Linked DNA regions of Homo sapiens: region 1 is linked to region 2. The links are chromatin contacts, found by Hi-C or POLR2A ChIA-PET in ENCODE. All regions are on one chromosome and are shown on one strand. The core of a region is the stretch at or near the end of the contact, and the rest is flanking DNA. Distances in the headings are between cores, read along the strand shown.

Region 1 (4,958 bases), core at 1,249-3,748, 260 kb before region 2:
TCAGCAAGTATATTTTTAAATAAAAATAGTTACAATGTATTGAGTGTCTCTATGGGCCTGATATTCTTGCATAGTTTACACAATTTCATTTGGTTCTATATGCATCATCTATGTCACCATCATCATTTTACAAATGAAGAAACTGGGGCTCCAAGAGACTAAAGCAGCTTTGCTCAAGGTCACTCAGTTTGTAATCCACAGATCTGGCAACACAAACACAGATCCATCAGACTCCATATTCATATTCTTTGCACATATGTATCAGTGATGATAAATTTTCCAATTACTTTTACATTTATTAATTTCATTTTAAGACATTACATTGTATGGTCCTGAAAATGCTATTCCTAATGGATATTGCCCAGCATTAGTAACACCTCGTATTTGAAAAGTAATTTATTTTTTTCAAACAATTTCCATTTCCTCATTCAATTCTCACAATGTTGGGAAGGAGGTATTTTAATCCTCATTTTACAAAGATGAAACATAAAGATGTTAAGTTATTTGCATAACGAAACTAAAAAGTGGCAGAGTTAGGTTTTTTTTATTTTATTTATTTATGAGATGGCAGTCTTACTATTTTGTCCATACTGGCCTCAAACTCGTCGGCTTAAGTGATCTTCCCACCTTAGCCTCCCAAGTAGTGGGGACTGCAAGAGTGCACTACCTAGCCAGGCTAGAACCAGAGTTTTTGTTTTTGTTTTTGTGTGGGTTTTTTTTTTTTTTTTCAGATGGAGTCTCACTTTGTTGCCCAGACTGGAGTGCAGTGGCATGATCTCGGCTCACTATAAGCTCTGCCTCCCCAGCTCAAGCGATTCTCATGCCTCAGCCTCCCAAGTAGCTGGGACTACAGGCATGCGCCACCACGCCTGGCTAATTTTTTGTATTTTTAGTAGAGACAGGTTTTGCCATTTTGGCGAGGCTGGTCTTGAACTCCTGGCCTCAAATGATCTGCCCTCCTTGGTCTCCCAAAGTGCTGGGATTCCAGGCATGAGCCACCATGCCGGCCTTAGAACCAGGTTTTAAAATGGAGTCATCATCCTCCAGGTCCAATGCTCTTTTTGATACACAGGTGGAAGTTGGCTTGAGATTGTGGGGTTGCTAAACAAAAGGTTGAGGAAAAAAGGCAAAATTTCCAAAAAGGCTTTTAAATGACCCCAAAAAGATACTCACCCTCTTTCCACTACTCATAAACCATAATAACCAACATTAAGTTTACTGTGTAACTCTCTCATTCTTTTAAAAGAGCTAATACAAACATACACATTTATATTCTTTTTAAATTTTCATTTTTCTAAAACACTAGAGATGCTACTTGCAATTAGATTTCTTTTCATCATTCCAGGTAAATCGCAAGGATCTAATTAATTTTAAAGATGTGAAAGAATTTACATATGGACATGATTAAGACCACAACCGTAAGTCAATTCAACAACGATTTCTGGAGCACCTACTATGTGTCAGGCACTATTTTGGCATGCTGGGGAAACAGCAACAAACAAAACAGACAAAATGCTCGCCCTCAGGCTTTGTTTCCCAGCCATCCCACTTTTATCATTAACAGTTTTTGCCTGTGTGTTTGCCAATGCAACCTATATTTCATTATTTTGATAGTTGTGTAACGTTCTATAGTGTGGGTATATAAGAATTTATTCAGCCATTTATTTATTGGTTAACATTTCATTTAGGTTTTATTTTTATTTTTGCAACCAATGTTGCAATAAACACCCATATTACATATATATTATATGTATAGCTTATTATTTCTTAAAAAAGAGCAGTCTAACTTGGGTAAACAAAAACTGCCAAGGAAACGCATCCCTACCCATTTGTTCTCACTAGCCCACTTCATTTCCCAGGTGTGCTCCCTGGCTCTGGTACTATCCATCTGGGTGGTGCTGAAGCAGGTGCTCTCTCTGCTCCGGGAAGCCATTCCCAGTATAGTCCTCACCCCCTGAGTCTCCCCTCGCTTCCAAAAGTCAGCTGTCTACCGACCTCTGCCACGAAAACTGTCTAATCACGCTTAATATGCAAATCTAAACTCTGCGGTGTCGCATATGGCCCCCTGCCAATAATCCTTTGACCCATCCCACCTCTTGGCCATTTTGTCACCAGAATGCCTTAGGCTCATGTCAGTTGCCTTTTACAGGGTTAATAGCTCACCCTTCAAAATCTGTGTAAATATATGTGATTCATTACATATATTTATGTATGTGTCATTTTTGGGACGAGCATACGTATAATGGAAATGTACACCCACAAGAAGATGTAGCTCCTTGAATATGGTTATTTTCTTCCTCTTGCATCCATTCCTCATCCAGCGTGGCTCCATCACGTGGAATTGCGCCTTTCCTCGGCCATTTCCCCTAAGCTTTGGAAAGACTCATATTTCCTGAAATTTAAATCACCGGCTAGCGGTTTCCTGTCCCCCCTTCCCGCCTCCCTTTACCCCCCCTCAGCCTCCTCCCGCCTGGCTGGCGCCGGATCCGCGAGCAGCAGTGTCCACCTCACGTAGCTGGCCGAGGCGGTATCCAGATTCCGGGGGTCTCGCTCCTTGGCATAGTGGTCGCTTAACTCCAGCGCCTTCCCAGTGCCTCCCAAACCTCTCCTCCTCCTGCCCGGGGCTGTTCTAGGAGGAGCCTAAATGTCCGCTTCCCCAGCTGAAGGGGATTGTGGTGCGTAAACAGGATTAACTCCCTCGCCCCCAGCTGCGCGGATCTGCGCGGCGGCCTGCGGGCCAGAGCGAGCCTTCGGGTGCGTGGAGGGCGCAGCACTGGAGCGGGGGATGGGGAAGCGCGCGGCCTTGGAGCCGTCTCTTGGGCCCGCTTCCTCGCCGAGTGGGGAGGGGGGCCACAGCCTAAGGAGCTGCTCCTCAAAAGCCCGGGCGGACGGCGGCGACGGCGCGGGTTCCTAGCGGCAGCCTCAGCTCCACCACCTCCCTCACCCTCCCCGCGCTTCCTCTCCGCCCCTCGCGCTCCAGCCACTCGGCCGCAGCCGGCGCTGTCCTCCGCCCCCCGGAGCCGCCGCGCCAGACCCTCGCCCAGACATGGGGGACCTGCCGGGCCTCGTGCGCCTCTCCATCGCGCTGCGCATCCAGCCTAATGACGGCCCGGTCTTTTACAAGGTGGACGGGCAGCGCTTCGGCCAGAACCGCACCATCAAGCTGCTCACCGGCTCCTCCTACAAGGTTGAGGTGAAGATTAAACCCAGCACGCTGCAGGTCGAGTGAGTGCGGGGCGCCTGGTGGCAGCAGGGTCCCCCATGGGGTACAGGCAGAGGACTGAGGCCCCCAGGACAGCCCGAGCCTCTCAAGGGCCTCTGGCCTCGCGCCGCTCCCAGCGGGCCCGGGGGTTGGAGGAAGAGGTCACTCCCTGTCCGCCTTCGTCCCCTTCCTTCCCTTTGGCTTGTATTCCTCCATTCTCGCTTCCCTCCACCCATCGCAGTGACCTCAGTGGGTTCTTTAAAATCAGTGACAAGAAGCCAGGGTTTTTGCTTGTCTGTTTCTTATAAATTTCTCCTGCCTTCTGTCCAGCCTTGGGCGCGGAACCGCAGGCGGTCGGGGTGGAGCAGATGGGAGAGGTCCGCAGGGTTCAGCCACCGCAATCCCAGCCCTCCTGCGCGCGGTCCAGGCGGCCCACAGGGTCTGCCCGCAAGGCTGAAGGAGGGAGAAAGGAGGAATGAGGTGGAAAGGCAGGGGAGGGGTGATTACTGGGGCTCCCTGAGGGATGCTCCCCACTCCCTTCGCCATTCAGTGGCTGGGACCCTGGGGTGGAGCAGCAGACACTAGTAAGAGAGCGGCCGCCCCTTCTCTGGCCTAGTTTCACGGTTTTCCATGCCGTATGCTGTTCTTTTTCTCCTGAGTTTTCTGTTCAGGCTGGTGATGGTGCCTGGGATTAGCAACATCCCCACAGCAAGAGGATGTTTTTTGGTTTATCCATGGCAGGGACGATTTCTTGCCAGCGACCGCTGGATAATGCACCCAGTAGACCTCTGGCGGGAAAGTGTGTGGGAGCATGCAGTAGCCTACCCGGAAGAACTGCGGGTGGAGCCCCTTTACCTCTCGTTTCTACCTACCAAAGTCTAGTCTGCAGAGAGAAAATAAACCAGCATTTATTGTATCTACTACATATGGTGGGCATTATTGCGGGGGTGGAAGGACTTTGAATTCATCAGATACTACTTATAGCTTACGTTTTAATTCAGTAAACTTGTATTAGCCTTCCAAGGTGCAAGGACCTAGAACCAAATCTGGATGGTTTCTGGTACTCCTGATTCATCTATTTGTCAGCATCCCCCACAGCTCCATGCACCCTTTATTCTCACATTTCCCAGTGTTCTGTGCACCTGGATATAATCCAGGCTTTTCCTTTCCCTTCTTTCCTGCCAACCTTATCCCCGGAGTTATCTGTTAATATATTTCTTTTTTTTTTTTTTAGAGTATTCCTCTAGTGTTCAAACTAATCTAAAAGTTAATTTGTTAGGAATAAAACTATTTTTTCTGGTTACATTTTAATGCTATCAAGGATTTCTCAACTCTAATCCTGTGGTTCTCAAACCTGAGTATATATCAGAATCACCTGGAGTGCTTGTTAAAACACAGATGCTGGAGCTCTCCCTAGAAGTTCTAGTTTAGTCTATGGTAGGGCCTAAGAATTTGTTTTCTAAGGTCTGCAGGTGATGCTGATACTGCTGGTCCAGGGACTTGGCTTTGAGAACCATTATCCTAACACAAAAGAATGATGCCAGTGAGAATTTCTGATGGTGTAGAAGGCTTGAGGTACTCCAAATCATAGGACCCCTGATTGTTGGAACAGGAGAAAAAAAATATTAGAGGACGAGTTCAGTATTCTCAATCCTACCTGCATATTAAGATCACCTAGATAACCTTAAAATAAATGTACCAGTGTCCAAACTACATCCCAGGCCAACTGAATCCTAATGTCTGGGGCTGGGGATAG
Region 2 (4,859 bases), core at 361-2,860:
ACCATCGGAGGCTGCAGAACAGCAAATATTGCAGAATGGCAAATATTGCTGCCTGATCCTTCCTCTGGAAGCTTCATCTCAGAGGGGCACCCAGCTGTATGAGGTGTCAGTTGGCCCCTGCTGGGAGGTGTCTCCCAGTTAGGCTACTCGGGGGTCAGGGACCCACTTGAGGAGACAGTCTGTCCGTTCTCAGATCTCAAACTCCGTGCTGGGAGAAGCACTACTCTCTTCAAAGCTGTCAGACGGACATTTAAGTCTGCAGAACTTTCTGCTGCCTTTTGTTCAGCTATGCCTTGCCCCCAGAGGTGGGGTCTACAGAGGCAGGCAGGCCTCCTTGAGCTGCGATGGGCTCCACCCAGTTCAAGCTTCCTGGCCACTTTGTTTATCTACTTAAGCCTCAGCAATGGCAGACGCCCCTCCCCCAGCCTCGCTGCTGCCTTGCAGTTTGATCTCAGACTGCTGTGGTAGCAGTGAGCCAGGCTCCGTGGGCGTGGGACCCTCTGAGCCAGTCACGGGATATAATCTTCTGGTGTGCCGTTTGCTAAGACCGTTGGAAAAGCACAGTATTAGGATGGGAGTGTCCCAATTTTCCAGGTACCGTCTATCATGGCTTCCCTTTGCTAAGAAAGGGAATTCCCTGATCCCTTGTGCTTCCCGGGTGAGGTCATGCCTCGCCCTGCTCTGTGGGCTGCACCCAGTGTCTGAGAAGCCCCAGTGAGATGAACCCGGTACCTCAGTTGGAAATGCAGAAATCACCCATCTTCTGCGTTGCTCATGCTGGGAGCTGTAGACTGGAGCTGTTCCTATTCGGCCACTTTGGAACCTCCCCCAAAACTTTAAATATTACATACATGGTGCTTGTTCAAAATGCTTTTACATGCATTTAATATACGGACAACTGTTTCATGCATAACTTTTTATCAAATTACAGCCGTGGAATGACAAGTTACAAATGTTAAGACAATGCTCAATCGCTTATACTACACTTTCAATGAACAGTATGTACAGTTTCTGTTAATGCCTTTATTTTCTATTATGTTTGTTCTGATTGCATACATTGAAATGCAATTTTACATTTATTTGAAACTAATAAAAAATTTGGGCTTGTATTTTGCACATATTTTCCCCATTTTTCTACTAATTCATTTTTACTGTATTTTATAGAAGTACCTTTTACTGACAGATTGGAAAAATAAAGAACCCATTCTTCCCCACGGATAATCTAATAAAGAACCTGTTCTTCCCCACGGATAATCTGGGAAGCTGCTCTAAGAGGCTCATCTAGAGGCAGACAATAAAAGGGTAGAAAGAATGAGGGCCCTGAAAAAAGCTTCTGGGAAAGTAAAAACCCGAACAAAGTTTCGATAACTAAGATTTTTTTCCTGGTTAAATACACTCAACCTGTATTTGGGGTGAGTGTTAGCCGGGTACAAAGGTAGACAAAAGTTCCGAGTGCCGCCGCAATCGTCTCCCACAACATGGGTCTGAGCTACTCAAAATGAGATTTGCCTTTGGAGAAGAGTTAAGGAGCAGGGGGCGTGGCGAGCAGCGTGAGATCATCGGGAAGCGCCGCTCGTGGCGGGGGCAGAGCCGGCGCGTCATTGTCGTCATCGTTGCCCGACCGCTTTCCGGGAGACTGGAGTCGAAGGCCGTGAGGTATTTTTCTAAGGTGTAGTTTCAGTTTTTCTCCTGCTCCTGTTTAACTCCGCTTTTCCTCTCCTGGGATTCCCCTGTCATCCTCTGGGCAGACTGAGAAAATCGGAGTTTGGCTGCGTAGCCTTCCAGGAATGCAGTCTCTCACAGCTCTTCGTTGGGGCAGCATTGTTGGCAGGTCCCCCACTTCCGCTTGTTTTGGGGCTGCTTGCAGGCTTTGGCTTACCCCGGCCCCTCATTTCTCTCTTTTGCTCCGGTCTCTCTCTTTTTCTTCGTTTGTTAACCACCCCCTTCTCAAATCTTGGAAGACGAAGAAATTAAAAACAAAAATCAAAAAACATTGAAGTCTTCACAATTTTCAGCTGTTTTCAATCTTGCTTAGGGAGAGAGGCTAAAGTGGAACGTCTAGGGGAGTAACTTTACTGTGTTAGCTCCGTTTATCATTCACATTCACAGACTGCCTGCTGCTGCAGTATTAGCTCATCTGAGATAGTGGGCTAATTTCGACCTTTAGCTGAAATCTGTAGTGGGTAATCCAAGAGAGCAGTTTTTCTTGATGACCCGGATAAGTTCAGTGTAACTCAAACTTGTTTCAAAATAGCTTTAATGTCCTCAATGTTTGCTGACTACAGTTCAGTTTTGGCTTGATAAAGATGTATTTGTCGCAATGAGATGTTTGCTATCCACTTATTAACCTATTAGGACTGTCTGATGGTGGACTGAACCAAGACTTAACCGTGATTTTTTAAAAAATTAAATTTAAAAATTTTGTGGGTACATAGGTGTATATATTTATGGGGTACACGAGATGTTTTGATACAGGCATGCAATATGTAAGAATCACATGGAAAATGGGGTATCCATCCCTTCAGGCACTTATCCTTTGTGTTACAAACAATCCAGTTATACTTTTAGTTATTTAACTCTGTATTTTTGATTCAAAAACAACAGATTAGCCCTATTGAAGTACAGAGAAATGTTTGTGTTTGGTGGAAATGATAGAACTCATTGTTTTGTTGAAAGATAGTGACAAGTGTGAATAACGGTTTTTCAAAATAAAATTCTCAGTCAAAAGATACTACAGCTGCCTTCAGTTAGCTGTGTTGTATGTATCACAGTTCAAAAGTAATGTAATTTTTTTCTTAACTGCTTTTACCTTTTCAAATGGCTCTTCATATGTATTATCTCAGCTACTGTTTCCAAAGTTGACCCTTCAAGCATGGCTCTAAATAGTTCACATTGGATTAGAGTATTTGGTAATTTTCACTTTTAGTAAAATACTATCTAATGTATTGAGTGCTAACTGAGCCAGGCCCCGTTCTAATGGCTTTTATCTAGTTTATTTAATCTGTGCAACAACACTATATACTCTTATTTCAGAAATAAGATAATTGTAATAATCAACTTCCATATGTTTTGGAAGGTAATTTTGCTGCTTGATTGCTGTAATTTTGGAAATGCTTTGAATTAAACTTTGAATAGAAGTGAATTTAATTTAATGTAATTGTTCATCTCAATCTTGAGCAATATCCTCGTAATTTATATACTCTCCTATTAGACTTTGGGATAAATTTATTTTTAGATGTTAATATATTTTTTAGAAAAGGAAGAAGTCTATATTTACTCAGGAATTGTACTGTGGGACTGAAGGAGAGTTACAGACAACACTAACATGGAGTCACTGTTTGCCCAAGACAGCAATATTTATTGAGAACTTGTGTGTACATTTCATTGTTATTTTCTCCTAAGATAATGCAGTGCGAAAAAGTCATTACAGTAATTCATTACAGTAATAGAATTCTGGTGCAACAACAGCAAATGGCTCTCAAATTCCAAAAAACAATCATGTTGGATTTGTTCTTTGGCTTAGTTCATAACTGTGTATAATTATTTGGTGTAGAGATGGGAAGAGCCCTGGAATGTACATTATCGTATGTTTGTTTGGATCCATGTGGTGACTTTCTAGTATCTGTAAGCTCAAACTGTAATCTGATATTAAGAGTTTCCAAAATTACGTCTTAGGTTACTTTGATTGGTTTTAGTTAGTAAACAAATAGTTGCTAACTAACTAATACATGACAAGACATTATGTTAGTGATGTGGAGTTCAAAATGTGCCTCGACATGAATCTTCCCTTGAGCAATAGCCCAGTGAGTAAATAACCAATGGAAAGGTAGGAGGAGAGGAGTGACATGATCTGACTTAGGTTTGTTTTATTTTATTTTATTTTACTTTATTGTCTTTTGTTTTCTTTTGTTTCCTTTCCTGCCCTGCTCTGCCCTTGCCCGCCCTGCCCCACCCCATCTCGCCCCTCTTTTCTTTTGGAGTCTCACTCTGTTGCTCAGGCTGGAGTGCAGTGGCACAATCTCGGCTCACTGCAACCTCCGCCTCCTGGGTTCCAACGATTCTCCTGCCTCAGCCTCCGGAGTAGCTGGGATTACAGGCACCCGTCGCCATGCCCAGCTAATTTTTTGTGTTTTTAGTAGAGTTAGGGTTTCACCATGTTGGCCAGGCTGGTCTCGAACCCCTGACCTCAGGTGATCCGCCTGTCTCAGCCTTCTAAAGTGCTGGGATTACAGGCGTCAGTCACTGCGCCCAGCCTGACTCACGTTTTAATAGAATCTTCTCTGGCTGCTGTGTTTAAGAATAGTTTGCTGTGGGGTGGGGTAGGTGAAAACCAGGAGACTAATCACGGAGGTGTTGTAGTTCAGATGAGATGATAACATCTTAACTGGCTGGAAAGAAGTGAAGGTGGAGAAGCAGTTTAATTTTAGATGTATTTTCTAGGAAAAGCAAACAGAATTGCTTACAGATTGAAAGTGAATTGTAAGAATAAGGTTATTGTCAAAGTTTGGGGCTTGAGCAACTAGAAGAAGGGAATTGCCATTAACTGAGAAGTAGAAAACTGTGGGAGGGGCAGGTTTGTGGGAAGATTCGGAGTTCAGTTAAGGACATGATAAGTTTTTGATGTCTGTTAGTCATCTAAGTGGAGATGTTGAGTAGGCAGTTGAATATGTTCATTCTGGACTTCAGAGTGGTCATTGCTGGAAACAGACGTTTGGGAATTGTCAGTGAACAGATGGTATTTAAAGTTGTGAGACCGGAGACAGTCGTTAAAGGAGTAAATGTAGACAGAAAAGAGAAGGGGCACAAGGCCTGAGTCCTTAGGCATTTTAACAAGTTGGGAAAATGAGGAATAACCACCA

What was found. Hi-C counts contacts between places; a loop is a spot of excess contacts on that map. ChIA-PET counts read pairs that join two places held with the same protein, here RNA polymerase II (POLR2A). Pooled maps may share reads with other maps.
Region 1: a pooled map shows a loop between it and region 2 (2.5-fold over the local background). The contact joins the promoter of CNRIP1 here to the promoter of C1D in region 2. A Hi-C loop is called at or near these places in 2 of 50 pooled maps. POLR2A ChIA-PET finds 5 or more read pairs at or near these places in 3 of 52 experiments (MCF 10A, OCI-LY7 and SK-N-SH).

The regions. Positions count from the first base shown.
Region 1 is chr2:68,317,489-68,322,446 of GRCh38, reverse strand. It overlaps CNRIP1 (cannabinoid receptor interacting protein 1), which reads left to right and starts at 2,498. Exons shown (of 3, transcript NM_015463.3): 1 at 2,498-3,225. The coding sequence starts at 3,047.
Region 2 is chr2:68,059,755-68,064,613 of GRCh38, reverse strand. C1D (C1D nuclear receptor corepressor) reads left to right here and starts at 1,610. Exons shown (of 5, transcript NM_173177.3): 1 at 1,610-1,656. RefSeq lists enhancers at 1,259-1,759, 1,512-1,921, 843-2,042.